Regions from separate parts of the Homo sapiens genome. Here region 2 is linked to region 1. Evidence: chromatin loops called from intact Hi-C (ENCODE). Cell type or tissue: heart right ventricle. All regions are shown on one strand. Links, peaks and the distances in the headings refer to the core of each region. The heading gives the core; the rest is flanking DNA.

The links. A loop is a pair of places that touch in the nucleus more often than their neighbours do. Peaks named below come from ENCODE experiments on the same cell type or tissue, not always from the same donor. Only the 100,000 strongest peaks of a DNase experiment are listed, where the experiment ranks them.
Region 2: it touches region 1 in a loop (2.5-fold over the local background); 19 of 110 quality-filtered maps call a loop at or near these places.

Annotation. Positions count from the first base shown.
Region 1 is chr14:54,165,820-54,181,484 of GRCh38, forward strand. The region is part of intron 4 of LOC105370507 (a long non-coding RNA gene); the gene reads right to left. Among named protein-coding and RNA genes, the nearest start is that of BMP4, 220 kb to the left of the region's middle. RefSeq lists a silencer at 12,072-12,366. In heart right ventricle, for the core only: a CTCF peak has its summit at 9,713 (motif pointing left); DNase peaks (open chromatin) are centred at 8,332 and 9,702; H3K27ac peaks cover 2,463 bases.
Region 2 is chr14:54,339,858-54,355,522 of GRCh38, forward strand. No RefSeq gene overlaps it. Among named protein-coding and RNA genes, the nearest start is that of CDKN3, 49 kb to the right of the region's middle. RefSeq lists an enhancer at 1-381. In heart right ventricle, for the core only: a CTCF peak has its summit at 8,330 (motif pointing left); a DNase peak (open chromatin) is centred at 9,534; H3K4me3 peaks cover 934 bases; H3K27ac peaks cover 2,891 bases.

The sequences.
Region 1 (15,665 bases), core at 7,093-12,092:
ATTTGCCTTTGTAAAATCAAATGGAATCAGGAATTCAGTAGTTGTCTCTTTGAGGCTTACTCAAGTCAGGACTTTAAAAGAATGACTGGAAGAGTCCAAGCATGTTTCCCAGCTAAGACTTCAAGGGATCTGCATGTGACGGGGAGTTGGGGTAGCAACTCTCTTCAGGAATAAAGAGTGTACTAGAATACACAGAGTGGCCAGAGGATCCCCAAAGCTGAAACCCTAGGGAGTTCCATCTCTGCATCAGGTTACTGTGTCAAAAGGAAACGCCTCCTCCCCCAACAAAAATTATACAAGCCCCTACAGCTGGAATTCAGGAGGAGAAAGAAGAAAGAGAAATTCTTTGTACACTTTTCACGTGGTCCCAATTCATTTGTATGCCATGTTAAGGATTAAGATGATTCCTGCTCATGCTTGCTGACGTACATCCAAGATTATCCTGCTAAATCTCCAGAAATGCCAACTGGGAAACAAATGACAATTGTTCTCTTAAAAGATCTTTGTTTGACTGTGTGACTGTAATGGCCTGTTGGGCTCCTTCAAGTGCCAGCCTGAAGACAACAATGTAAAAAGGAAGAAAGAAAACCTTTGCAGAGCAGCAATCAAGGGCCACTGCAAGTCCAGCTCCACAAAGCCAGTGGCTGGCCTTTTAGCCAAGTGCTGAAGCAGAATGCCAGAACCAAGAGCAAGACAGACAGGCACCCGCGCATAGAGCCAGAGTAGTGCAAAGCTTCAGCACAGAACTGGGCAAAAGTTTCAGCAGTTGGGGCCAATTGTGCCCAGAGCTGGATTCAAGGCTGCTGAAGGAATCAGAACTCTTGGCACAGGAGAACTAGAGGTAGCCTTGCCAGCAGGTCCTGAAGAAGACCTGTGGTTCGCGCACACACATCCAGCAGTGCATAAGGCTAAGGTCTGACTGTCTACAATGACTCAACACCATCCAAGTTCCCTCTTCTGTCCTGTTCCTGTACAACCTTTCCCTTGCAAGGCTGCCCTCAGAGTTCATTTCACTCCATTTCCTCTGAGAAAAATTTCTCAGGACTTCCTGGGGAGAAGAGGCAAGGGAGAAAAGGAAGGCTTTATCGCACAGTGCAATTTCCTCTGCCTAGCACTTTCCCCTCCTCACCCTTTGCCTTAGGGGTGGTTCCACTTCAGCTCTGGAGAGGGTCTTGCCTCCTCTTCTGAGCTGCCATATGAGGCCCCATCTGCCTCCACAGCAATGTCAGCACACAATAAAGGGACACTCAGAGACCTACCCTTGCTCTCTTCCCATCTCTCATTGCTGTGATCAATGGAAGAAGCCTTAGCATCATGTCTAGGTTCCCAGGAGCCAAGTATAGGACTGTCCACTTGAGGAAACTCCTGTAGGTCCATCCACTTGGAAAGGCTCAGCCTTTAGAGAACAAACTGAAGTATTTGTTAAATGAAATGTATTTTCACTGACATTTGGGCTCTCGATTTCTGTTCTACCAGATTTTTCTTAACCCTCTTATTTTGTAATGGAATAGCTAAGATAACAAGGCAAGAGGAAAATGTACTCTTTATTTTAATAGTAGTTAATAAAGAGTACATTTATTTCATGTTTAACTACATTAAATCTTGCTTTAAAGCATTTGTTTTCATTATTGTACAAAGCCGATGGACAGGAACGCAAAGTTGGGAGCAAAAGCCAAAAGAAGCTTAAAGGTCTTATTTTAAACACACAACCTTTCTCTCAGAGCTGGCTCAAGGACCTGAATGAAGACAGACAAGTGCCACAGGTCCACTGCAGTCCTAGGGTGTCATAAGACAAAGGTCTTAGGAAAACTATGGAGCCAGACAAAGTGTTTTTAATCCATATTCCGAGGACTAGGTCCTGAAGGAATGTGTTTTCCAAGAGCCCTCAAGAATCCTACTAGCATTAGCTTGGTGAAGCTCAGTTATAAGGGGCAGTAATCCTGATGAAGGTCCAAAACAGGAAGGGAGAGGGTTCAGACTCCAGAGTTGGGCTCCAGAATTTAACTACTTCCAGCTGTGAAGTTGAGGGATGATACTGAACTTCTATAAGTTTCTACTGTCCTTGGCATAAAATGGGGATGATAATAATAACTACTACCTACTGAGCACATAGCACATGCCAGGCTGTGTCTGAGATTTTCCTACTTCAACTCAGTTCATCTTTGTTCACAACCCTAAGTTTTTTACTCATACCAACCCATTTGATCCTTACAACAATCCTAGGAAGTAGATTTTATGATTATCCCTATTTTATAGATTGAAAACAGAAACACAGAAAGGTTTAAGTACCTCATGATAAGATTGCCTGGCATATAGTAAGTACTCAATAAATGTTAGCTATTGTTACTTGCAGTAAGGATTTTATAAAGCCTTAAGCAGGTCGGAAGGATACACTGAATGAACAGAGCAAGATCATATGCTATGTAGTGTCTTTCAGACTTCATTTCTTAGTTCCAACTTCTTGCGTAAATTTGTGTAAACCAGCCACCTGCTTTACTGTCTCTTTTATTTCTCACCCAAGCACACACACAGACATATTTTCTCATACACATGTGCTCAGGCTCACCACACATGCCCAGACACATAGAGATGCTCTGGCAATTCTGAACTAGCTTGAAATACAGAGTTGCTTTAATTCACCAAAAACTTTAGATGAACAGTTTAGTTTGATTCTTTTGTGGCCTAGTTGATCTTAATGAGCAAATTCAGGAGATACTTTGACTTTAGAGGCCTTAGAAATACTTCCTGGCTTTTTCTTAACCGGCTAATCTGCAGCAATATTAAGCCTTATAACAACACGAATCACCTAAGTGTCAATACTCTGCTGCAGTAACTGGTCATGTTTCACGACTGCTCCCTACCTGCCCATGATGCTCCTCATCAGGAACTGACCGGACAGGTTCCTGGGCAGACCACAATACTTTAAGACAAGGGAATTGAGACTACCTCAGAGAAAATATCACATACACCACACACATGTGCTATAATGAGCAGGAAGAGAACTTAGCAGATACCCAGTTAAGACCCATCATCATAGAAGTGATACCTTTGGACTCACAGAGCTTGGAGGGGTTTCCCAGAGATTACACTATTGAAAAGGGCCTAGAACTGAAGTCTCCTTATTCAGAGTCTGGCTTTTTTTTCCCATTATACCTTATACTGCCTTCTTCATCTATAAAACAAATGTGCATTTATCCCTTTGGCTACATAGCATTTTCCCAAGAGGAAAAGAGGAGCCTGAGAATGTGAGAGGAACAAGAAAGAGGGCTAGAGGACAGGCCCACAGAATTGTGAAAGAATGCTTGGCATGGGCCTTAAGGAAAATAAATTTTGATTCCAAAATTAAAAAGAAAAATGTCAACTCCCTGAAATCTATTGAGACCCCAACAATTGTCCTTAATGAGGAAGCATAGAAATCACTCAGACAGTGAATGAAATCTTTCCAGAATGTTCTTCATGCTAAATCTCAACTTTTAGAAGTTAAATATTTGTTCTGTGCTTGTGGCTCCTTTAACTGGATTCTTCACAGATGGGCTGCAGAACAGGACATGTGTCTGTACCTTCAGGGATGGGAGCAGCACTTTGCTTCCTGCACCATCTGGTTCACTGTTCCTAGCTGTAGCATAGACCCCCACTACAGCCGAGTAATCAGAAAAAGTCAGAAGAACACCTCAGGGAAAACAATCTAGGATTCAGATTTAACTTCCTCTAAGGAGGATCAAACACTGAAAGACTGTTCCTTTTCAAGTTTTATTAATCCTGGTTCATAATTTCCACCACATCATTAGTCATTTCCTATTTCTGAAGGGCTGGCAGCAGTTGCCGAGGCATCAGGCAGTAAATGGCAAGACAACTGTGCCACCTGTGCACCGTATTGACAGTTACCCACAACAACATCTGGGTGAAAGGCTAATGTGTTTTTTTCTAAAAGGCAAGCCATTTAGAAGTGCAGCCCAGTTTTTGATCTCTTGCTAAATACTTTTATCCACATCATCTCCCCATTTGGGCCTGGAAGTCATCATGTGACCTATGGTACTTTGAAAAGAAAGCAGCAACAGCAACAACAGCAAATCTGCTGTAACCCTGGAGTAGGGTGAGCTCTCGAACTCCTCCCCCGCAAAAAAAGATGGGAATCTGCTTCTCACTGAGACAAACCCAAGAGCTGAAATTTAAAGAATGGAAAGTGACAAGAATGATGTCCCTTTTTAAAAGACCCCTTTTTAAAAACACATAGATGAAATGTAACTTATAAAGCACTTGAAAGCTGCCTAGTAAGACTAATTGCATGAGGGCTTCACCCAGCTCATCAAGGCACGTAGGCAGCCACATCCCACAGGGCATGACATCTCGATTTCCTAAGGTCAGAGAGTCTCCCATGTGACAGATAGAAAGGGTCTTTTAGTTCTGGGAACCAAATGGAGGGCTAAAAATGGGAAAAGGTACATAGCAGCTCTGTTGGCCAAGCCCCTGACTGGTGACTCTGCCTCTGATCCATCCCAAGAGCCATGGCTGGTCCCAGAAACCTCTGAGCTACATTTCCTCCCCTGGCAACTTCCTGTAACAAGGACTTTAAAGGAAACACAAATAAAGCTCATTTGGGGATATTTTAATTTTTAAAAGGCAAAACCCTAATACCTAGCCCTTAAATAGCATTTCCATCTGGATAATCCCAAGCACCCTGCCAACAGTTGGGTAATCACATCCCCACCTAGCAAAGAGGGAAATTCCCAGACTTATTACATCTCTCATGAAGGAATGAAAATTGAAGATAGCAAATTAAGGGGATAGATAGCTTTTCTCTATTACCATTCAAAACATAGAAATTTTCTTCAAGAACTATAACTTTGAGTGCCATGTGGGGTATTAAAACTGAGCCAGGATAAGTGTTCAGATACACAAGATAGCCCCCATCCATCTCCAACTCATCCAGCAATGGTAGCACCAGGAGGTCATAAAAATGCAATTCCACAGGGTGGTAGCATCAGCTACCATAGGAACAGGGGTGGAAAATTTGGAGAAAATAAATCTCTTGTTCTTTTTTTCTAATACTGGTCCCTGCTGTTACCTGCCAGCCTCAAAGTACAAAAAGCATCACAACATTCATCCCATTACATTTTAAGAAGTCTGTTCTGTACATCTGACCTCTTTTGATCTTTCAGAAGCTTCTAGGGAAAGACTAAATGTTCAAATTATAATCATGAATTAGAATTTTTCTTTTGGACTACATATGCATACATACAAACATGCATGCAAACACTATCCCAGCCTTTGACCTTATTTTAAATCCTCCAATTCCACTCTGATATCCCCCCTCTGGATTTTATGTGGTAGTCAACAATCCATTTATTAACTACTTGTCAAAGTATCAGGAAGGAGTAACTACCATTTCTTATTTTTGCCAATTACAATATTCCTCATCTTAGAGTGTTATCCCTGGTTTTACCACGAGGATAGTAAAAGGTTCATACAATAGGACTTGGGCTTTTATAGCAGACCGATTGTCACGATGGGCCCTTAATTTCCTTTCTACAATTTAACTCATTAAATTCTCATTATCTCTGTAATTTCCCTGTTCATATCCTCTCCAGCAAATCAGATATTGATGGCTAACCCTCCTGTCTATTTTAAAGAGAATCTGCCTCATTGATATACCCTTCTGAGGAGCTAAGGGATTCTAGCTCTCCCAATGAGCTTAATCATAATGAAGCCAGCACAAGAAAAGGAACTGTCTCAGAGTTCCTGATATGCTTGGTGTTTAGTCACAAGACCTTTAAATAACTCTGCCAAAGTCACTAGGGCCTTTCGTCCCGATTCCAAACCTCTTCCAAAGGACCCCCTACTATCACTGCAATTGCTGCAGTAGCTGAAACCAGTGTTGATTTTTATCTGCATGGCAACTTCATGCTCCCTCAGGATCCAAACTAATCAAGTGGCCTTCAAAAATGCCACCAATGCTTAAAAAGGCTGAGCTAAGCTCTGTACGATCAAGACAGAAAACGATCCCTTATCATGTCGGAAGTACTACTTGTGGTTATCTAAAGCAATGGTAATCATATCATACACTTTATCTGTGAGTGGCTTTTTCCTTCCAGGGGTAGGAATAGAAACTTCTTCTCCTTCATAATGAGCACTATTGAAACTTCAGCAGGCAGACCTCTAGCTTTGGCGACATGCCATTCCCTAAGGTAAGCATGTAACCATCTCAAAAAATGCAGCATGGCAGAAAACAAATACAAGTATTTTCTGAAAATATTATTTGTAAAGGTCTTATTTTATAATAGGGATTGTTTGTGTTAGGGCCTTGGGGCATGTATGGTTAACAAGAACTTGCAGTTCTGCTGCCAGCTTACTTAATCTCACAGGGTCGGTGTAGGAGTGTAGGGGATGGGTCCAAGAAACAATACAAGCTTTTTCCTTCGCAAGTACTGCTACATCTACATCATGAGAGAAAAGCACTCTGCTATTTAATCTCTCATAGTTCCTTTTGACAGATATTGTGGCTGTCACTGCACCACATCAAAACATATGCTGTACCAGATTCTCAGCACTCAAGAAGTCTTTAAAATAAAATCATCAAACAGTATTATTTGTTGGAAATGACATTCAACCGCAATTTCTTTGTGACTCCTCAGTCATGCAAACACCACAGCATTAGGTGCACACAAGCCAGAGACATTATAGGTCAAGCCCTCTGATGAAGGAACCACCACTGTCTACAAGAACACATTTTTAGGAGAGAAGTAAAATGATAGCTCCTTCTGCAAGAGAAGAAATTTATATTGGAAATCCAGAGCACAGTGCCAGGTACCCTGTGAGCTTGGCAAATATTAGTCCAGAGCGACTAAGGACTATAGATTTTGATTTTCCCCATATATCCCTCCTGGGCATCTGTCCCATTTGCTCCTGCCCAGTCCCGCAGACTTGCCTATCACTGCAGTTTTTGTCCCTGGTCCCAGATGATTATGCAACACTTATGCAAGATGCAAGGAGTAAAATGAACCCATTTGCCTATCGATATAGTTTTATTTCAGTGAATTAATGTCACTAAGAGAGAAACATATTCTAATGCCTAGGACAGTTGTGGTCCTTTTTGTATCTCTGTCATTGGGCTAGTGTCTTTGCCTACCTATAATGTAAATATATTATAGAGCAATATTACATATAATGCAAAGATAATCCAGACTACTTGCTCTGCTTTAGAAATGAACTGTGAGGATCAAATTTGTACAAACATGGGTCAAGCAAAAGCATACAGACTCTAGTGAAACCTAGAAAGTGTTTTTGGAATATTTTTGCTACAGATACTTTTCTATTAGGCTTTTATTAAATTGAAAGTAGTGTTGTTCTTATTTAGGTGTTAATTATTAAATTATGTACAAGTTTAGAAACTAGGCCATTGAAACACATAAAAGGTAGTTATTGAAAGCTAATCATAATAAGCTGTTGTCAACCTCTACTGAATAAAGAAGCAAAACATTTTAAATACATTGGAAATTTATATAAAACGAAGAACTTCCTGACAATGAAGATTGTTAAACATGAGTCCCTGCAACAAATGTCCTAAATAACTATTCCCAGGAAACTCTAAGATTGGGCTGCCTTAGGTGGTTTAAAAATATGGTCAGAGGCATGAGGAACTATTTCTAGATTTCTTATTGAAGTCCCTTTAAATAACATGGGTCTTCAGTCAACACATATGCTTGTACATGGGTGCCTGTTAGGGAATTCAGAGTCATAAGCAAACCTTGGAAAATGGACTTGATAGCTCAAAGCTCAAAGTTGCACATTCATAAACAAAATGTATGTACTTTTCTCTATATGACGAGATGGCTACAATCACCACTCTAAGCTGAAAAGTGGTATAAGAAAGGCTGGTGAGAAGACAAATTAATACCAATAAGATCGCTGATCTGTAGAGAAATAGAAAAGGCAAAGGGGCTCTTGAAAATAAAAGTTATTTGTTCCTAAATCCTGCTTCTTTGCTTGAAGCTATTTCTTAAGAAAGAAGCTGCTTCCTTCCCTAACCGTATAAAATGATCCCTGAAGTTATTTATAGTGTTCATGGCCTGGAGGCATCACTTGGTTCCCCCACCACAAGCCCAACCATGTGTTACTATATTAAAAAATGTGAAAAAGTAATTATGGGGTATGGGAGCCAGTGTCTGCAGACACAACCTGCCAAAGAGGAAGTGACAGGAAACTTATGCTCCTTGTTGCTGCTCAAGCACTGCCCAGGCTCCAGACTCAGAAGAAGGGAATCTGTTCCAAGAAATAGGAGAGAGGCCTGCCCTGGTGAATCAGAAATATCCCTGTTTCTGAATATACAGTAAACTGGTTTCCATTCCTGGGTCCCCTCAGTTGGTCAAACTTTCCAGTCACGTGGAGAGACCACTCACAGCATCCTCCCTCAGCAACTCAGCCAGATGGCTGCCTCAGCTCCCACCAGACCGGGCAGGCTAGAACATGTAAGGTTCTGAACTTGGGCAAGAGTCTAAGGTCACTATAACTGGCCCCTAAGACTCTGACCTGCCACTGTCAGATCTCAAGTTCTGCCACCTTATCCTAAATCTAGCTTTGTTGTTCCTCTTCCCACTTCCATCCCCAGTTCCTTGCCCTCAGGTAGGATGCGATAATCAATCTATTACTGATTTCTACAGCAGTCCTCCACATATTCACAAACCCCTCAGCTTTCCTCTGGAACAATGGACTCCACCAGCATAGGGACACAATTGTTTTCTACCGCTGGAGGCAGAGAGGAAAAGTAGCTCAAACATCTGCCCCCAGAGAGCATAAATTTGTCAGGGAGAGAAGTCCACATTTCTGCAGAAAGGCCAGTGTTCCCAAGAGGCCTTAGCTTAGGAAATGTTTATTGAGAGGAATTACATTTCCTTCTCAGGACCTGCCTCTGCCTCTGGTCTAAGCTACAAAAGAAGTTTTCTTCTGATGTCTCAGGAAAAAAGAAAAAAGCACCAACCCTCACAAAAGAACCCTGGTAGTATGGACAATTCCTACTATCTCAAGAAGATTTCACTTGGAAGTAAATAATCGTTGCCACCTCTGAATTCAATTTGATTACCTAGATAAATCACTACATGAACTTCCAAAGAAGCAAACTTTACCCCAAAAAGTATGTTATAAAAGTTGATTTACAGAAGTCTCTTTCAAATAAATTCTTAAAGAGAATCATAGACAACAAAGAATGCAGAAGCTAATGCAGGTCAAGAAAATGTCCTTACTATCTCTTTAATATAATAAAATAAATCAAATTAACATGTTTCCTTAGTGAATAATATTCTCTAAGCATGAAATGTAATTTTTAATACTTTATATACACCAGGCTTGAGTTCCTATTTTACATGCTATGGTTTTAGAATATGTGTAAATGTTTATTTCTAAAATTACCTAAAAATCTTCTGTTCAAGTTTGTTTTTCAACTCAGGGCAGTAGCATATAAGTAGAATTTAAGCAGATATCAATTGTATCACTGGAAAGACTTTAAAAATCAGAGAAATGTTCTTATAAGGCAAATCCATGGCAGCCTTCCACATTCAGAGACTGGTTTATAGCTTTCTGAGATGCCCTGTTAACCTCTCAAAGATCTGTAGACTAGCTTATATTATCTCATTATCCGAGTTCTCCCCGCTTTCATCTTTGCCTCCTATATCCCAGTTTCTTCACCACTGTAGTATCCACAGTGCCACCTGCTGGTTGTAGAAAGTATTTTTGTGGCTCCAAGGTCTCCCTCCGGGATTTGTTTAATTAAAGTCTACCAATGACTGCTAGAAAAGCCACAGCCATAGTGGACAAATCCATGAAATGAGCAAAATGTCAATTCATGAAGGGTTAACATGACCCAACATATGCTGAGGCAAAGTTTTGGCTATTTTAAAGGCAAACCTAAGTTGCCTGAGTTAAACCTAACACATGCAAATTTGCCTCAGGCAGCTTGGCAATAGGGCTCTGTGTAAGAATACAAAAAAAAAATGATTACCAAGACTAAATGCCTCAGAAAGTTTCCAAAATCCTTTATTTCCTCGTACCTGTCAATCCTAGACTTCCACTTTTTTTTTCTTTTCTTAGACAAGTATTTTCAACTTTCCAAAGGTATGAAATTTGCCATCTTAATTGTTTAGACAGGAATAAAGCATTAACTCAGTCCCTTGACTTTGATTCATAGCAGCTCTTCCTTCACCAAAAGTTACAGTCTCCCTCTCCACCCCAGCCTGAAGTCTGTGGACCAGCACAGAAATGACAGGCACCAGAGCATCTGCAGGCATGTGAAAATGCAGTGCTCCCTTCCCATACTTAACCTTTCAGATGGTTCAACTATTTCCCATGTGTCAACAATCGCCATTCGCATCTTAGGCCTTAACCAGGCAAAAGATAAGAGAGAATAACCTTTAGAACCCACAACTAGCCGGACGCGGTGGCTCATGCCTGTAATCCCAGCACTTTGGGAGGCCGAGGTGGGCGGATCACTTGAGGTCAGGAGTTTGAGATCAGCCTGGCCAACATGGTGAAACCCTGTCTCTACAGAAAAATACAAAAATTAGCCAGGTGTGGTGGTGCGTGATTGTAATCCCAGCTGCTTGGGAGGCTGAGGCAAGAGAATCACTTAAACCCAGGAGACTGAGGTTGCAGTGAGCTGAGATCGTGCCACTGCACTCCAGCCTGGGCAACAGAGCAAGACTCCGAAAAAAAAAATATATATATATATAAAGAAATAACTAACAACTAACGAATAAGAAGTCATTCCTGCAAGCCTCATCATGATGGGGTACAGTAAGGCACAGGGAAAATGTTTTTGCCTTAAGACTCCTGACAAGGATTAATCAACTTTTTTAACAATCCCCTGGGGTGTAGACTGGCACAGGGTCATTACCCCTCTTTAGCAGGTGGGCGAACTAAGATCCACAAAGTTTACCATTTCATCATCAATTCTGTTCAGAATATCATCAATTCGCTGACATTCTGATGCGACAGTGAAAAAAAGGTGCTGCAAGAAGCTTCTCAATAACTAAGCTTAATGCAGAAAATATACCCAAGTCAGGAGGTACAAATACACTGGACAAGTATTGACCCAACTCGTAGTCATTTTATCAGAACAGGTTATTTGAGAAACGTAGTCATTTTATCAGAACAGATTATTTGAGAAACGTAGATTCTCTACCTATGAATCTGCAAGATTTAGATTAGATTATAACTGAGTAATCATTTTTAAGAAATTATTGTGTCTATTGGCATTCAGTTGAGGGGGTTTCCTTTTTCTCTTCACTCTTCACTCACTCCCATTTAAAGGCTAAACATGGAACTGCAGATAGAGGACAGAGATCACAAATGTTCACCTTTAGCTCTATCTGGCACATTCTCCCATTTTAATTGTCTTTGCTTTTGTGTTCCCCTTTCTAAAAGTATAAACTATATCCTGACATTTTCCTGCCTTCTGCCAAATTCGGAAACTGTCACGTTTTCTTTTTTTCTTTTGGTCTATAAACTTCAAAATATTTTCTGTCAAGCTGGCAAAGCTCCAATCTGCCCTTCACCGCTGCAATTAAAGTGATTTTCCATCTGAATATAACCCTGACATGGAGAGGAATTATAAGAGTTCTATATAAATCTATTTTGATAGATTAGTTCCCTCACTGAGCATATTTTTGTACTCATCACAAGCATTTATACATATCCAGATTATTCTAAGAATTGTGAATCAAAATAAGAGCAGGGTTACTACTAAAAGGAAAAGCTGAATTTTGGGTCCCCCTTTAAAAGAAGCAATAACCTAGAAAGCAAAAAACAAAACAAAACCCAAAGAAATATTTTATTTATTTCACACAGATGTAACGAAATAACCTAAAACCATGGTAGAGCCAGATAAAGTCAAACCATACATACAACCTAGAGGAGATGGTGCAGCAGAGAATACTGTTATAAAGCATTATTCTTATGTCATCATGGCTTCCAGAAAATACTCAACGCTCCAATATTTGTCCACTTAATACAGGATTCACTTCTCAGCCGAGGAGGACCTTAGTAACAGTACACTTAGCACTCAGCAGTTATTTGACCTATTTTACTAATGTGTTTGGGAAGGAGGTTAATTAAAAGTGGATGGCTATATCCTTAAGCTTAATTTTTCCAACAGCCCTGCTCATAAAAGGAAAAATTTAGTATGTATTGAAGGAAGCAAGCAATTAAGTTGCACAAATAGTGAGCTCATTGAACTGCGGCTGACTTCTATCATGTCAAAGAACAACTAAACACAGAAGCAATAAAAAGATTGTTGCCACGACCACCACTGAGAACCGACTGGCAATAAAGATGAATAACTTCCTACTTGAAGATTACTGATTAAAGCTTTTTAGAAACCAAATGTTACACATAGGCATAAATGGAGCAAAATATTTTAATGCGTGTTTGGCAGGTTCAGAAACACTTTATAGTCAATTTTAAATGAAGGTTTATACAACAACAGTAAACTCCACTTAAAACAGCCTTTCCAATTGCTGCTGCTGCAAGAAAGCTGCAGTGCTCCTCAGGAAGGCTTGAGTCATAACTGTGGAATAAAAGTCCCATACCTAACAGTAAGGGGAGGGTCGATGGGGAGTGGAATTCCACAGGACCAAGTCCTCTGAAATCAAACCCAAGAGCAGAGCCAGAGAAGTCCATTCAGATGCCTGTGACCCTTGAAGGCAAGTAAACAGACTCCCTATAGCAATAACCAGGAAATCTCTCTCTCCCCGGCAGCCCTCTGCTCCTCTTCCCACCTCTCAAAGCTCCCAAAGGTCAAGTTTTAGCCCAACCTGCCCTTCAAGAAAGTGCACTCACATCTAGGAGTTCAACACAGGTTGGCATCAGAATTGGCTCCCAGGACTATCAGTGTCAGTGAGGTGGGACGGGCATGATTTGACAAGGAAAATGTGTCTGACAGAGGATTTGGCTCTCAACTTACAAGTGTATACGGAGGTGGGTGGAGAATATCAGCTTCTTTGAGGGCTGGACCCTACCACTTACCTGCTGCCTTTGGACGGGATACTATGGAGGGTTAAAAAAAAATAAAAAGACAAAAAGAGGAGGATTTTTGCCTTCAAGGTTGCTTATAACCTAACATTAAATAAATAAGTTGTCCTTTGCATTGCATTGCCCTCAAACTCACTACTGTGGAGAATTAAAACCAGCCTATTGCAAATAAACCAGTTTGCCATCCCATATCTATCCTTCTCCTCCTGCTAGCTCCATCTTAGAATGTCTCTAAAATGGGAGGGGGCTAAAAATACACTTTTCTTCTGACCACTTCCTCCTCAACTTGGGCTTTAAGGGATCAGAGTCCAGCAATGAGATGATGATATGCTTTTCCCTTTCCTGAGCTCCAACCCTTTACTCCTTCACTCAGATATGTCTGCAGTGAGCTCCTATGGGGCTTGTTTCTTCTTTCTGTACCACACAGCACCCATCAATGTGCTGGGTATTCTGTAGTTGTTTAGTATATGCTTTTTAGCTACCATCAGTGGGAAAGGCTTACCATATTTCTGCCCCTTTCAAAGATGTATTTTCTCTTAATCATTGCTGCTGCAATCATCAAAGTAATTGAAACTGGAGAAACGATTTTGTGTCATAACATGAAGGGAAAAAAGTAAAAAGCAAATGTAGTGTTCTCAACTTGCTTGGGTGGGAAATGGGACACAAAATGGTCTGAATAAATTGTTAATGCTCAGATAAAGCACACGGCACCTCAAATTTACACTCTAGTTGGATCGATCCACCCATTACATGCTATTTTCCAGAGATTCAGAGCTGAATTTGCTGTTTGGGATTTGTATTCAATGTGGGGAATTCTAACTGCAAATCAAATTCATACTGCAAACATCAGAATGGCTTTATCAGATGAGGAGTAGATATTTGGAATTTAATAACACTTCCCATCACCTTTCAAGAGGACTTGTCATTGAATATATGGTGTGCAAATCTGGTAAAGAAAAAAGAAGAGTTTGATTATTTGTACAAATTACATTTCATTTGCAGGAGGAAATCACAGTGGCACAAGTCCTTCCTTCCATTTAGGTTTCTCCACCTAGAAGTTGTACAGGGCCTTTCAGCTCCAGGCTCTCCATTAAGACATTCTAACACTATACACTAAAAGTCTGGAGATAGAATGAATTGTACAGCACAGGAAGGGGGGTGGAAGAAGAAAGTAGCAACAGTTCAGAGATGGGAATTGTCTGCTCTCTGGAAACCCCTCCAGCCTTAGATTCACTATTCAAACTCCAAAGGCCAAGACTCTCCAGTTCCCCTGTGTAAGGGAATAAGAAAAATGCCCAGGAAAGCCCACGGTTTCCTTCCTTATGAAGGAGAGGAAGCAGCAGCGGTAGCAGACGCCCAAGTGCAGCCATCACTTCCTCGGGGGCTGGTGTCCATTTCCACCCACGGGGATGGGGTCTGGCAGCTTTGTAACCGGGAGGAGATACATGATCCAAGAATCCACTTTGGCTCCAATTTACCTTTATAAAGGCCAGTTCTGTCTAACTCTGAGAATCCTATAAGCATTAGTGAGGATTTCTAATTGTCTCATCCATAGGAGCATGGCCAGAGAAAGGGGAGTTAGGTCAAAGAGTTCACCTTGAGTAAGGCTCAAGATACTCCTCACAGACACATTGAGATTATGGTAAATAGGAATGCATTCATAAGTAGTAGAGAGCAGATATACCTTTTCTTCCCCTCTGAGGAATCAGAAAGTGTCAGGGTCCTACATTTAAAGGAAAATAGAGTATAATTCTAACAATGGAATCCAAAAAAGAATGGCTGTAACAATCTAGTTCAAAAGAAGAAAGAAATGGTATGTATAATCATAGTGTATTATAAATGTCAATTTACACAATCATTGTTTTCTCCTTCAAACCTTCTTCTCTTAAAGTTCTTTCTCTCAGTTCATGGTTTCTTCTTTTGCTAACCACCTGAACTACAAACTTCAGAGTCATCTGTAAATCACCTCTGAATCCCACCACATCCAGTTCTAGACTCAGAATGTCTCTCATTTCTGCTTTTATTATCACTGTCCTACGTCACTTCACCTATACCTGGATTATTACAATAGCCTGCCAATGGATCCCTGTCTCCACTTGCTTTGTCTCTACCCCAAGTTATCTTTAACATCCTGAACAGTTACCTTTCTAAAGTCAGTTATAATCATGGGCACCTCCTCACTCCAAACACTTTTACCAGCTTTCTGGGTTTTTTTATTAATAAAGTCCAAATTTCTTAGCATAATGTTCAGTGTTCCTCAGGAACTGAAAATACTCTATTCTTTGAAACTCACCTGTCATTTGCTCCTCATACACACCTCGCACACAGCTAATGCTCAAGTAGAAACAGACCTCTCTCCTTTCCTTGATTGTATTATGGGCTTTCACTCTTCTGGAACTTAGCACATTTCCTCCATCTTTGCCTATTCAAAATCTTGTTTCTCCTTTAAGGACTAATTCAAATGTCACCATCTCTAGGAAACCTTACTGGATTCCTAGGCAAAATAAATTGTCCTCTCCTCAGGGAACATATGACACTGTGTTTACCCCTTTTTACCATGTTTATCCCAATCTGACTTACATTCATTATGGCAGAATTTTCCATCTCCTTCTAAAGGACAGAGAGAGTAGTTAATCCCTCCAAAAATG
Region 2 (15,665 bases), core at 6,369-11,368, 170 kb after region 1:
AATTTGTCCTCGTCTTGTTATCTATGACTTAACTGTCACCTTCCCTGTCTGTCTCATGGCAGGGCTTCTGTGTTTTGGGATCCACATCTTAAGTGCTACCATTATTTAGCTCAGCTCTTCCTGAGCTGCTGTTGCTACATAGATAGCTCCAGAATTTACATTTCTAAGGGGTCTGAGCTAGTTATACCAAAAGGCCTGCCCAGTTGGGGGTAGTCAGAAGAGTGATGCCAACACTGGAAAGATCTCCCATATCTGAGGGTATCACAGCACTCCTTGAAAGTTTTCTCACTGATAATCCCAACATCCTTGAGAAGAACTGAATAGCCTCATCTAGCAACTGGAGGGGGAAACTGAGACATACAGAAGTTTCATAAGTGTCTCAACAGGGGATTGGTCAAAATGCAATAAATCATTTTGCAGCATAAAATGCAACCATTAAAATAATGATTCGGATAAATATTTATTGAGGTAGAAAGATGGCTACAATACCATTAAAGAGACAAAAAAAAAACAGGTCACCAGACTTAATGCACCACGTGATTGTCTAGTAAATGTGTGTGTTTGCACACACTCATGCACAGAAGCACCACTGATCTAAAGCTACCCACATACAATCCCTATTAGTCCTACCAATAGCCATTCAGTTATTCTCAAACAGAAAACAAACAAACAAACAAACAAAAAACCCTAAGTAAACTGAGTTATTGGGTTTTTTTAAATAAAAAAAGCTTTGAAAACAAGTTCTCTAGCCCTAGTGGTGTGCTGGTAAATGTTTCACAACTAGTTCGCTAGGGAAAAAAGCTCTGATTTGTAGCTTCTGCCAACTTCTATACTGTAAACACCCTCAACAGGATTAATTTCAAACTCCCAAATTGATGTTACCAAACATAGTGTTGGGAAGAGATGCTCACAATAGGCTCAACTACCCTTGAATGTGGGCCAGCTTCAGTGACCCACTGCCTTGCTCCCACATTCAAACAAAGCATAATGTTGTAGGCCCCTCTTACATAAAATATACCACAGAATACTGTATATGTTTTAGGTGGCTTTTCTTTTTTATTGTCAATCTGTATTTTCTACCTCTTCAAAAAAGACTGTATGTTTTCTGTTTACTTAAATTTAAAAAGAAACTGTTTCTTTTATTACCTTGAGGTGGAGAAGGTCATTGTAACTATGACACAAAACCCAGAAGCCATAGATAAATTCGATAAATTCAACTACATAAAACTAAAGCCTTTTACATGGTGAAAAAGCCTTTAAAAGCAAAGTGAAAACAAATGACAAACTGCAAAAAAAAAAAAAAAAAGTGCAACCTGTTTTTCAGAAACACCATCTACTCTCACCAACATATAATCACTTTGCAACTGACAACCTGATAGACAAATAAGCAAGTATTTGAATAGACATTCAAAAAGAAAGCAAAAAAGAGATGATTCTTAAAGAATAGGTCCCCCATTCCCATAAAAGGAAAAATGCTATGTAAAATTTACATGGAGATGCCATTTGTTTAACCTCTCAGATTGGTAAAGATTCAGAAATTTTGAATGCACATTCTGCGAGTTAGGGCTGTGTTGGGAGTTTAAATTGGGACAAACTCCATGGAGAGTGTGGCCATCTGAATAATGACCCCACAAAGATGTCCACATGCTACTCCCTGTAACCTGTGACTATATTACCTTACATGGCAAAAGGAACTTTGCATAAGTGATTAAAGTTGCAGATCTAAAAATGGAGAGTGTGTCCTGGATTATCCAGGTGAGCCCAATATCATCATAATGCTCTTTACAAAAGTGGGGCAGGAGTGTCAGAGCCAGCAGAGCTGTGATAACAGAAGCAGTGGCCAGAGAAAGAGAGATTTGCAGATGCCACACAGCCAGCCTTAAAGATGGAGGAAGAGATCGCAAGCCAAGGAATGCAGGTAGCTTCAAGAATCTGGAAAAGGCAAGGAAATGGATTCTCCCCTAGAGCCTCCAGAAGGAGCACAGCCCTGCCACATCTTGGTTTGAGGACTTTAGGCCTCCAGAATTGTAAGATAATAATTTTGTGCTGTTTAAAACCACTGCATTTGTGGTAATTTGTTGTAGCAGCTATGGGAAACTAACATGGAGAACAACTTGGCAAACTACAAATGTATGCATGTACTCTGGCCCAACAGCTCCGTATCTAGGAATTTAACCTAAGGCATTCACATAAATACAAATAATGCATGTACTGCATTGCTGTGTGTAACAGCAAACAATTGGAATCCACATAAATGTTCATCAAAAGGAAGCTGATTAAATGATGGGGCTGGGCACAGTGGCCCATACCTATAATCCCAGCACTTTGGGAGGCCAAGGTGGGCAGATTGCTTGAGCCCAGGAGTTCAAGACCAGCCTGGCCAACATAGCAAAACCTCACCTCTACAAAAAATACAAAAATTAGCCAGGGGTGGTGGCACATGCCAGTAGTCCCCGCTACTGGGGAGGCTGAGGTGGGAGGATTACCTGAGCCTAGAAAGTCGAGGCTACAGTGAGCTGAGATCACGCCACTGCATTCCAGCCTGGGTGATAGAGCCAGACCCTGTCTCAAATAAATAAATAAATAATGATATGACCACACAATGCAGCCATTAAAAAAATAATAAGTTTTTTATGCTGTGGTATGAGAAGATCTCCAAGATATTGGAGGTGAAGAAAAGAAGACGCTTTTACTGCAATGAGCACAGTGGGTCCAATATGCTGACAGCTGTGTAGAAATCGGGAAGAGGGAGGATATATACTTATTTGTGTATCTATGCATAAATATCTCTAGAAGGAAAAATAAGAAACTAATAGTATGTGTTGCCTACAAGAGAAGGAACTGGATGGCTGAACAAGAAAAGGGAAAGGGAGACTTCTTACTGTATACCTTTCATGTTTTATTGAAATCTCTGTAAGTAATATGAATAGATTACCCATTCAAAAATGTAAATAAAAACAAAAAGATTACAAACTAAACAAGAAAGAGATTATGTAACTTGGCCACCCACCCAGCCAGTAAAGACACCATGATCACCAGTGGGCCTTTACAGAACCTTTCATTGTTTTTGAGGTTGGCTGTGCCATGAATTCCAATCATCTAGAACCACAGGAGTGAATGCAGGGTGTGGCCTAAGGAGCAGGGTGAGAGCGCGATGTGGTAGTCTGATGGGATGTGGATGAAGGTCTGTGGTTAGCTAAAGCAGAGTTAACCTTACATTGTCTCTAAGTCAGGGCAGGAATTCTTCCTAAGTCCCTTCCGAGACCCTGTCCAGCCACAGAAACTCTATGAGCTGGGTTGCCAGATTCAAAAATGAAACTACAGGATGACCAGTTACATTTGAATTCCAGATAAACAAAAATAATTTGAAAGCATTTGCTGTTTATCTGAAATTCAAATATAACTGGGCATCCTGTATTTTATTCAGCACCTCTACGTGTAAGGAGCCCCATGGCCTGGGGAGAGAGGCAGTGCAGCACACGAAGGCCAGCATGCAAGGCCAATGGGTCACAGCCTCCATGTCACAGCTACCGAAACTGTCCCTTACAGAGACTCTGAACACGTCCTTCTGACAGGTAGGAATAGAGAGAGGAGGGCTGCGTGGTAAAGTCACCGGCCGACAACAAAGTTACAGGGCTCCAAGTTAAAGTCAGTCTCTCAGCTCATTTCTGGCCCTGGAGCTTCTCCTGAAGGTGCTGTACGGAATGCTCTAGAAGAAGTTTGGAATGGGGGTGGGGCATGTCAGGCAACCCAGAGAAATGTTCTCCCAGCCCAGGTAATAAACGTACCCCTTTCCCCAAAGTACCGTTAAAGATGTTTAAAAAAAAATCTTAAAGAAAAAAAAAAAAAACCCTTTAAGCTGACCTCCTGCCAAAGTACACATCAATTATACAGCTTCAGTCAGGCGGATGCTCGAGGAAAGGGGATCATGTTACACCCAGCTGGGCACTTTGTAGTTAGCACAAATGTAATATAAAGCGCAGCAGAGTTCATCAAGTGTCTGTCTGGATTTTCAGTTTTCATTAGTGCTATAATTAAAACCACATTTTCAGCTCTATTACCTGTAACAAGAAAGGAATGAGAAATGAGCTTGTCAAGGTCAGGCTTTTCCAGCTATTTATACTGAGGATCTGCAGGCCACAAGTTGTTGCATTTGGTGTAAACCAGAGCGACCGGCCAAATGTCGCACTCCAATCCATCCTGTGTGGCTTGAAAGGCACGCTCATGAGGTCATTTCCTTTGAGTGGCCACTGGGTCGCAGATGTCCACACGGCACCAAGGACCGGGAAAGATGGGTGATCAGGTAAATCCACCCTGGGCCATGGAGGGGTTTTCTCTCCCATTATGATCAAATTGGTTTCACCTCCTACAACAGCCCCCAAAGGCAGTTCTCAGACACTCGTGTTGAGGGCAGAAATCCTAAAGTCTAAAGACCATCCCCTTCCAACCTTGATGTGAGGTTGTGCAGGAGAGGGCTGGATGGGAAGGTACATTTTAAACCTCCCCTGTTCAACAACACACACACACACACACACACACACACACACACACACACACACACTTCACAGTCCTCACTCTAGGCCGCAGATCCTTTCAGCCTGAACTTCCAGGCAGATATAGAACCCAGCCACTTCTCCCCAACACGCTGGTCCCTGGTACCACCATCTCTCCCCTGGATTCCAGGAAGAGTCTCCCTGATTCTGCCCGGCTCTCCCCTCCACCCTCCCACACACACCCCACCGTCTGTCCCAGCAGAGCAGCCAGACCGTGTCACTCCTCCACACAAACCCCTCCACTGGCTTCCGGATCTCTCAGATTAGAAGCCAGGCCTCACAGTGGTGCTGGGGCCCCACTCCCTCTGGCCTCCTATTGGTCCTGGTCTTCTCTCACTGCACTTCCCCCCATGCTCCTCCTCCCCACTCTGTCCCAGGCCGTCTGGCCTCTGGGGTCCTCAGACACAGCAGCCACAGTCCTTCCTCAGAGGCTTTGCACTTGCTGTGCCGTCTGCCCGGAGTTCCCTTCCTCCTGTTATCCTCATGACTTGCTCTTCACTCAAAAGGCACCTTTTATACAGGGAGGCCTTCCCTGACCACCCTACATCACAGTACAAGCCACCAGCACCCCTAACCCCTACCCCCCTTAACCCCCACCCCACTGACCACGGCATTCCCCATTTCCTCTCTCACCTTTATTTTTCCTCATGGCACTTATCACTATCTGGTCTACAACATACTACTTTACTTCTTTATTTTCTTTAGATGTCTGTCTCTTCTCACTCCCAGAATGTAAATTTCTTGAGGACAGAGATTTTTGTCTGTTCACTGCTGTATCCCCACTACTTAGAAGAGCCCTGGCATGTAATAAACAGTCAGCAGGTATTTGTTGAATGGATGAATACAATCCAGAGACGGCTCAAGCTAGCACCAAGTGGGCCTTCTGTGGGTGAATAATCACTTACTCCCTGAGATCCACCCAGTGAGAAAGTGCAAAGACCATCTGCTCTTCTACCCACCAACCCAAAGGTGGGTCTCTGACAAGTGCTTGGTCTCCGGGCAAACTCAAGATGGCTGAGACACATCTTTCTCCACCAGAACCACCCTTGGAGAGCCGACTGGTCATCCCTTACAGTAGATGAGATCCAGACTCCCCTCACCTTGTAGGAGGTAGAATGCCCTCCCAACAACACTGCCCTCCTTGCCTTCCAGCCTAGATCCTAGGTGAACTGGACCTGAGCACTGAGTACCTCACCTTGATGGTTATATCAACTTGGCTGGGCCACAGAGCCCAGATATGTGGTCAAACATTATTCTGGATGTTTCTGTGAAAGTGGTTTTGGATGAGATTTACATTAAATGAGTGGACTTTGAGTAAAGCAGAATGCCCTCCATAATATGGGTGGGCCTCATTCAATCAGCTGAAGGCCTAAATGGAACAAAAGACTGACCTTTCCTGAGCAAGTATAAATCCTGCAGCAGACAGCCTTCAGACTTGAACCACAGCACTGGCTCTTCCCAGGTTATCTAGCCTACTGGTCCACCCTGTAAATTTGGGACTTCCAGCTTCTGTAATCACATAAGCCAATTCTTCAAAAATCAATCTCTTTAAATATATATACACATATATATACACACATATATATACATATATATGAATATATATACATATATACACATATATACATATATACACACACATATACATATATACACATATATACATATATACACATATATATACATATATATACACATATATATATATACATATATATACACATATATATATAAAACATATCATGTATTAGTTATATTTCTCCAGAGAACTCTGACTAATACACATGGCTAAGCTGTTGAGATGTAGTTCTCCTGGGAGTCAACCCTCCTGCAGGAAACCAAGTTCTTCCAAGGGCCATCTGCTCTGGAAGCATGAGCTTCCATCTCATGCCTCTTCCTTTCATCCATGCGCAAAGACTTATACAGCCCCCTGGCATTCCCAGGACACCTTGCTGGTCACTTCCCAAACTAAAGGGCAGAAAAGAATCCCATATAACAAAAACTGTTGCTCAGCTGCTATACTAGGAACTCAAGGAAACATTTCTTTGTCTATGATGTCATCGTAAACAATCTTACCAGGAGCAATAATATTCATATGCCGCATGCAAACATCACACCGTCACTTCGTGCTAACACTTGACTGAAGTCTGAGAGGCTGAAGAAAGAGCAGAATAGTTAAGAGCATGAGCCCTGGAGGTCTAACTGCTGGGACTCCAGTCTCCACTCTGCCACAAACTAGCTGAGTAAAATGTGCCAATTCCCTTAACCTCAATTCTCTCATCTTTAAAATGGGATGCAATAATTATACCTATTTCACAGGACTGTAATAAAACCAAGTGGAAAAAATACAAGTGAAGCACATATCCCTGTGCCTGACATACGGCCCATGCTCTGTAAAGGTTACTGGTATTTATTGCTGCAGCAAGAAGCCCAGGCCTTAAAGAGTCTTCTACAAATGCACGCAGTACTCTGAAGAAGGTGATTAAATCAGTTATGACTCTGTGGGTTGCAAGTGAAAAGCAGAAAATCCTTCAAAAGATATAGAGCCCTCAAGAACTCTTGGAGGGCATGCTACCACAGACGAGTCTCTTCCACAGTAGCCCCAGAAGTGGTTGCACCACCACATAGATTGGATCCTATGGTGAAAGGCTGGGCTCACTTTAAGGCTGGGCAGACTGAATTGTGAAGAAACTCTGCGACTTATTCATAGATTGTGAGAATAAATGGTAAACAAGTAAATGAGCAAATACATCCATGCCAGGAAGGAAACAAACAGGGTGCTTTAACATTTAAAAAGAAGTGGGTGTGTCATACCCAGCACAGGCAATTCCATACAGACAAGACGGTAGATGAGTGGATGCCAGAGGCTGGGAGGAATGCGAGGTGGGCCGTGACTTCTTCATGGTATGAGGTTTCTTTTGGGGACAATGGAAATGTTCTGAAGTTAGATAGTGGTGATGGCCGTATAATATTGTGAATATACCGAAAACCATTGAATCGTACACTTTTAAATGGTGAATGTGGTGTTTTGTGAAATCTTATGTGAATTATATCACAATTAAATTTTTAATTAAAAAAGAAAAGCTGGCTGGGGCCGGGCCTATTTTAGATGAGGTAGTCAAAAAAGTTCCCTCCAAGGGGTTTCTATGACCAGAGGACTGAGAAATGGGAAGGAGCCAGCCTTTGGAAGATGCACGGAAGAGCTCACTGTGCAGATGGAAGAGCAAATGCAGATGCCACAGAGTGTGCCCCGCTTGGCAAGGTCCATGTGCTGTCCCAGATTCGGCCCCTGGGAAGGAAGAGAGAAAGAGAGCTTGAAGTGTAGGAAGAAGCTATATCCTAGAAGGCCTTGGTAGGGCACAGTAAGAAGTGGGGAGTTCATGCTAAATGAAATTGAAACCCACAGAAGGCTTTTCCGCAAAGGAGTGCCCACCCCACTTGCCATTTTTGGAAGATCGCTCCCAGCTCCCAGCACGCAAAGCACCCATTACCAAGTGGCAGGACCAACACAAGGTATGAGACATTGATGAGATTCATTCTCATTAGTTGGAAGCTTCTGCACTTTCAACAAAACTGTAACCAGGGGCTACGAATTAGATGATGAGCTTATTCTTAAGAAGACATGTTATAAAAGGTAATATGAAACAATATGGATTTCTTGTCTATTCCAAAAGGCACCTTCTCTCTTTCCCCATAAAATACTTGGTAATAAAAGGATACTCTGTCACCTCCCAGCTTCCTGGAGTGACAATGGCAATGCTGTCATTATTAAGTCAAGAGCGCCCTCTACAGTTATGAGTCTAGATTACAGCTTACTATTAGCCTCGAACAATGTCTACTTTTGTGAAAAATTACCATCCCCTCAGCTCATGCCATCCATGATAAGCTAGTCCCACCAACTCTTTCCTGAAAACTGAAGGAAAATATTCAAAGGAAGTGACATTGGCAGCTTTCTTGGATGACTGAAATGTCAACACAAATGTGTCGGCTCTTTGGAGTAACAGTCTCCATAGGCCAAAAGGAGGATGGTCGGGTGTATGTGTGTGTGTACAATATACATCTATCTACTCACTGCTAATCAATATTTGATCTCATTATGTAACTGGAAAAAGAGAACATGTGTTTGATCACTTTGTGATTATCAAAATACTTGATATCAAGTCGGTGAAAAGTACTTCAAAAATGTAGAAGTTTATTATCTTGCCATAAAATAATAGAACAAAGAGGCAAGGGACTGGCTTCCATTGGCCCAGTGACAGCAGCAGGAGGCTAGGAGAAGCTCAACCAACAGCTGAGCAGTAGTATGGACGGGTTGAAAAAGCAATTGATATTTGGGAGGAAGGCTTTGACCAAAAAAGTGGGGAGATGGATGGAACCATGAAAATCGCATGAAAAAGTGCGAGAAGCTTTTTTAAAAATTCCCCAGGAGAGGGATTTTAAAAAGAATACCCAGAGAGAGGCGCCTGTGAGCAGCTGGAGAGGACAGGGAGGACTATTTGTCTAGGAAATTAGAGCTGTTAGGCAGAGCTGAACTGCCTAGAGAATGGGAAATCATAATTTGTGAAACGCTTTTATTGCACCCCGCCATGGTGGATTCCTTGTCCCAAATATTCTTACGCAAAATTTATTCGGGAAGGAGAAAGAAAGGGCATGCGAGTTCAGAACCTGTCTCACGCCTCTAAAACTTCCAGGCCACCTTCAGTACAAAGAATGGGGGGAATGTCCGGGCGAGCCACGGGAGGCGTTGGGGAGAGGGGAAAACGGATTCCTTCCTGCCGTTCTGCTTCCACTGATTAATACAGCCATTAAAAAATGAAATCTGTTCCTTAGACAAAATATGGTGAAACATTCCTGCGCGCTCCATCCTTGAAACAGATTTCAGTATTGGCCTGTCTTCTCAGTGTTTGTTTTGGTTCCTTCAGCCCACGCTGGAGTCCATGGGTTTTTTCCTTCACTCATCATCTCGCCTCCTGCTGCTTCAGCCGAGAATGAAGTAATAATTCAGCAAGCTGTTCAGGACTTCCCATCAGCCCAACTGCACCGCGCCGTGTTTTGAGGGCTCAGGCATCCTTGAACTCCACGGCAGAGCAAGCCGCGGGAAGGAACTCACTCATGTTGGCTCCCTTGCCTCAATTAAGGCAGTTTAGGAAGCAAAGTGAGAGAAGCACTTTAAAAAGCACAAGAATATCTCCTCGTGGGTCCTCACTTGCATGTTCTTACGAAGCCGGATTGTTCGTAGCCTACTCTGCAATTTCAGAGTGGTGAGTGGCTCCAAAGCAGCTTACAAGGAAACATAACTGTCACAGAGGCTAAGAGATTGCTTAAAAATAAATTACTGATTCTCTTTTCCTGAGAGCAACCTGCTGTGACCTTTGGAAGGCTTCTTTTGGGTCTTCAATTTTGCATCTGCCTGAGCTAAAAGGGATTGCCAGAGTCCCACTGTTTGGTTTATGACCCAGCTCATCCCTGTCCCTTGGAGGACGTGAGGACATGAGCCTGGCATTAGTGCACACTGTAAATGTGTTTGTGCCCAGAACTCTCTAGAATAGAAAGGTTTCCAAGTACTTCACTATAATGACTTAGTCACAAATGAATTTTAATATGCTAGAAGAACATGAGTATTTTGGATGAAAAGCCAATCTTTTCGTCCCCCCTTTTAAAATAGAAAGAAGCATAGCATCTGAGCTCTGTGGAAGGGACCATCCAAAACTAATGAAATACCATCTTAACGTAAGCACCTAAAGCAAGCATGTGTGCGCCATGGGGGCCTCAGTCCTGGTGGTTTCCTGGAGAAGATTTCACATGAGAGAGAAAAAGCTTCTCTGTTCCCTGATGCAGTGTGGATATTTTTAAATGGACTTTATGCGTTTTTTGTTTATTTGGTTTGGTGCTGAAAAATTAGACAAGGCACTCAGCTCTCTTCACATGACTAAAGTTTGAACTTGTGCATAATGAGTGCAAAATAGTGTCTGAAAATAGCAAAGAACAGAAGAGTAAGATGATCAGCGGGAAGGGAGGCAGCACGTCATAGGGAAGGCAGCCAGTACTCTGAAAAGCAATCCAACAAATAATTAACTGGTTGAAAGCCAAGAGGACAGTATGATAACAGACACTGATAGACACTAATTATAAGTGCAGTACTGTGAAACATGAAGAAATGATATGGTTAACAATCCTAAAAATGTTACAATGGGCAATGTAAGATGAGCAAGGAAGCTACAAGGAACACTCTATCGTGTTATATTTTGGCTGCTAATTTCTAGCAATAACACATTTATAATGATATGCTATTAACAAATTGACCAATACATCTTTTTTTTTTTTTTTTTTTTTTGGAGACAGGGTCTCGCTCTGTCGTCCAGGCTGGAGTGCAGTGGCACAATTTTGGCTCACTGCAAGCTCCGCCTCCCGGGTTCACGCCATTCTCCTGCCTCAGCCTCCCGTGTAGCTGGGACTACAGGTGCCTGCCACCACGCCCAGCTAAATTTTTGTATTTTCAGTAGAGACACCGTTTCACCGTGTTAGCCAGGATGGTCTTGATCTCCTGACCCCGTGATCCACCCACCTTGGCCTCCCAAAGTGCTAGGATTACAGGCGTGAGCCACTGTGCCCGGCCGACCAATACATCTTTTGAACCACTGAAAAGGTTGGCTGAACAGAAAAGTATTTTTGCATGTAATATATATGGAAAGGAAAGAGAGAGTGTCAGATTATAGGAAGAGTTACACTGAGTCAAGCCCATCAAGGTACAAGGTTGAAGGTAAGATCCCAGGTGAAAGCCAGGCACGGTGGCTCATGCTTGTAATCCCAGCACTTTGGGAGGCTGAGACAGGATCACTTGAGCCCAGCAGTTCAAAACCAGCCTGGGCAACCTAGTGAGACCTTGTCTCTACAAAAACTAAACAAAATTAGCCAGCAATGGTAGCTCTCACCTGTGGTCCTAGCTACTCAGGAGGCTGAAGTGGGAGGATCACTTCAGCCGGGCAGGTCAAGGCTGCAGTGAGCTGTGATCATGTCACTGTACTCTGTCTCAAAAAAAAAAAATAAAAGTGTTCCTACTTCTCCACATCCTCTCCAGCACCTGTTGTTTCCTGACTTTTTAATGATTGCCATTCTAACTGGTGTGAGATGGTATCTCATTGTGGTTTTGATTTGCATTTCTCTGATGGCCAGTGATGATGAGCATTTTTTCATGTGTTTTTTGGCTGCATAACTGTCTTCTTTTGAGAAGTGTCTGTTCATGTCCTTTGCCCACTTTTTGATGGGGTTTGTTTTTTTCTTGTAAATTTGTTTGAGTTCATTGTAGATTCTGGATATTAGCCCTTTGTCAGATGAGTAGGTTGCAAAAATTTTCTCCCATTTTGTGGGTTGCCTGTTCACTCTGATGGTAGTTTCTTTTGCTGTGCAGAAGCTCTTTAGTTCAATTAGATCCCATTTGTCAATTTTGGCTTTTGTTGCCATTGCTTTTGGTGTTTTAGACATGAAGTCCTTGCCTGTGCCTATGTCCTGAATGGTAATGCCTAGGTTTTCTTCTAGGGTTTTTATGATTTTAGGTCTAACGTTTAAGTCTTTAATCCATCTTGAATTGATTTTTGTATAAGGTGTAAGGAAGGGATACAGTTTCAGCTTTCTACATATGGCTAGCCAGCTTTCCTAGCACCATTTATTAAATAGGGAATCCTTTCCCCATTGCTTGTTTTTCTCAGCTTTGTCAAAGATCAGACAGTTGTAGACACGCGGCATTATTTCTGAGGGCTCTGTTCTGTCCCGTTGATCTATATCTCTGTTTTGGTACCAGTACCATGCTGTTTTGGTTACTGTACACATGGACACAGGAGGGGGAACATCACACTCCGGGGACTGTTGTGGGGTGGGGGGAGAGGGGAGGGATAGCATTGGGAGATACATCTAATGCTAGATCACGAGTTAGTGGGTGCAGCGCACCAGCATGTCAATGTATACATATGTAACTAACCTGTACATTGTGCACATGTACCCTAAAACTTAAAGTATAATAAAAAAAAATTAATAAAAGATCCCAGGTTACTCCCCAGATGCAAAGACCCTATAAAGCCTTCCTAAAATAACCAGTCTTATCATCTCAATTGGCTGATGCTTAACGTGCAGTCAACAATTTTTTTTTTTTTTTTTTTTTTTTTTAAGAGACTGAGTCTCGCTTTGTTGCCAGGCTGGAGTGCAGTGGCATGATCTCGGCTCACTGCAACCTCCACCTCCCAGGTTCAATTGATTCTCCTGCCTCAGCCTCCCAAGTAGCTGGGACTACAGGTGCGTGCCACCATGCCTGGCTAATTTTTCTATTTTTAGTAGCAACGGGGTTTCACCATGTTAGCCAGGATGGGCTCCATCTCCTGACCTCATGATCTGCCTGCCTCAGCCTCCCAAAGTGCTGGGATTACAGGCATGAGCCACCGCGCCTGGCCGCAGTCAACACTTATTTCATCTTTAGCTTTATTGGCAACATTAGGGACTGTCAAAAGTTTGAATATGTCTTAAATTGAAAGCTCCAAAGGGCAGGAAGTCTGACTTCCTGGTTCACTTGTCAATACCACAGAACTACCATAGGTAAGTTTTTCCAACAATGTATTTTCTGTCACTTTTTGTTTTTCAGTTTGTTTGTTCGTGGTATGTAGGTATGCATTTTGCAGACAATGAGAGCAAACATTTACTGAATGCTTGCTGTGTGCCAGGCACCATCCTAAATTCTGTGCACACATTACCTTATTTAACCCTCACAGTAACCTTCATGGGGAGGTACTATGACCACCTCCCTCTTTGCCAGCTGAAACGACTGAGGCACACAGAGGCTAGTAAGTCTGCCACTCCTCATCTCTATCAAGTTCCAATTCCAACTGCTGGCAGAAATTACACTCCTAGCTAACTCCAGGTACGTTAGCAGTTTCAAATTTAAAAACAGTTCAGCATTTCCTCCTCCTCCTCCTCTTCTCAAGGTCGTTTCTAAGCTCTTGGGGACTTGTGTAGCACTGTGACACCCGGAAAAGGCATCTCCTCCCTTGTGGCCATCATCTGCCTTACACTGGCAACTGCTGAGATGTTCTGCTCAGTTTGGTCCTCAGATCTGATGACCCTCCAGAGCCAGCATGTGCTGGGGGAGCTGAATTCCTATCTCGTCTCCAGCCACAAAGTGAGCACTCAAAATGCTGGTCTTTCTACCAAGGGACACCTTCAGGCCCACCTGCCCTCACGCTTCCTCTTGGCTAATTCGCAAGCCCTTCTTGAGTGATATGAAACTGTGCTCTTCCAAGGGCAGGAAACCAGGTAGGTTGTTGGCTGTGTTGATACCTACGCTCCTTGTCTTTACTTGTATGAGGCATCCCACCAGTGTGGGAGGGAAGCCCCAGAGCATGGCATGCTGTCCCAGAACTCATCCTGGACATCATCTCAAGCTCCCTCTGCCCTTGTGTGCCCATGTGGATCTCAATGTCCCAGTGTTACACAGTTTGTTACCTCTTGGCTTTCAGCCAAAGCACCACAATGTAGCAGTCTCTTTGTGAGGTATCACCCAGAGTTCTTTGTCTCACAACCAAGAAAATTAAGGAGTGTGGACACAAAGGGCGAGGTTGGAGTGCAAGTTTAATAAGTGAAAGAAGAGAGGGCCCAAAAGAGGTGTTGCCATGGAAAGAGGGCCCAAAAGAGGAGTTGCCGTTTTTACAGTTGAATCCAAAAGCTTTTATGAGAAACTCTCCTCATCTCTGCAGCTGTTTGTGTAACTTCCCTTATCTGTGGAGCTGTCTGTGTAACTCTCCTAATCTTTGCAGCTGTGGGCATGTCTTTTTAGGAAAGCACAAAGTGCAGCTTCTCTTGTTTGTGCAACTGTGGGTATGTTTGGGTAAGGCCCCACCCCCTCCCCATGCAAGTTCCCATGGAGCCTCCCATGTACATACCTGAAAAGGGGAAGAAACTTTTTCCTGGGAGCCTGCTGATTACACCAAGAACAAAGGCTGCTGTGTTGGGTCTTGCTTTCTTATCTGTGCAGCTGCAGCCTGAGTTTTCCCCAGGCTGCTGTTTGTGCCTATAGCTTTGATTTTTCAGGCTGTTTCTCTGTTTGAAGGAGTTTTACCAAGGACCCATCTTTAGCTGTCTGCCCAACTCATTTTTCCTTTTCTCCCTCACCAGCACACTGCTCCTTCCCCAGCGCTGCTCTCTAGGATGGGTGTGAGTAGCAGAAGGTTCTGCTTTCTCAGAGATCACTTACTCCTGCCTCTATCTCACCTCTCCAGCCCACAGTTTTCTTCTTCTCTTCTGTGTCTTATGGGGGAAAAATAATCCCGACTCCTAAAGTGTTCTTCACAAATCTTGCTTATACCCATGAAATGGCTTTGGAATTTAAAATGAAGATTCAGAAGTTGTGTTCACCGATTTCACACCAAAGATCTTTCCTTAAAGTGATGGTGACTAACATTGAGTGTTCAGGCTTAGGGCAAGGCGTCAATGTAAAAATGAGTAAATTTGATAAAGCATAGAGCAGGAGGGTACACATAAGTTATAAGTCCACAATATCATGCCACCACAAAACCATGAGAAAAAAAAGTTTAGTAAATGATAGGGAAGGTATCCACACACTCTAAAAGCACAGATCAAAACATCTCATTGGATTCAAAAGCTGATAGATGATATAATTGCATTTTATATGACACTCTTGCAAAGGCAAAATTATAGGGACAAAAAATATAGATTATATACATACAGTGGAATATTATTCAGCCATGAAAAAGAATGAAGTACTGATGCTTGCTACAATGTGGATGAACCTTGAAAACATTATGCTAAGTTAAAGCCAGATACAAAAGGTCATATATGATTCCATCTGTATAAAATATCCAGACTAGATAATCCACAGAGACAGAATACAGATTGATAGTTACCAGGGACTGGGGAGCAAGAAAGAGGGAGATAACTGTAAGGAATTTTACTTTGAAGTTATGGAAATGTTTTCAAACTAGACAGGGGTAGTGTTGCACAACATTGTGAATGTATTAAATGTCACAGAATTGTTCACTTTAAAATGGTTAGTTTTATGTTATATGAGTTTCACTTCAGTAAATTATTTTTTTTAAATCAGTGGTAGCCAGG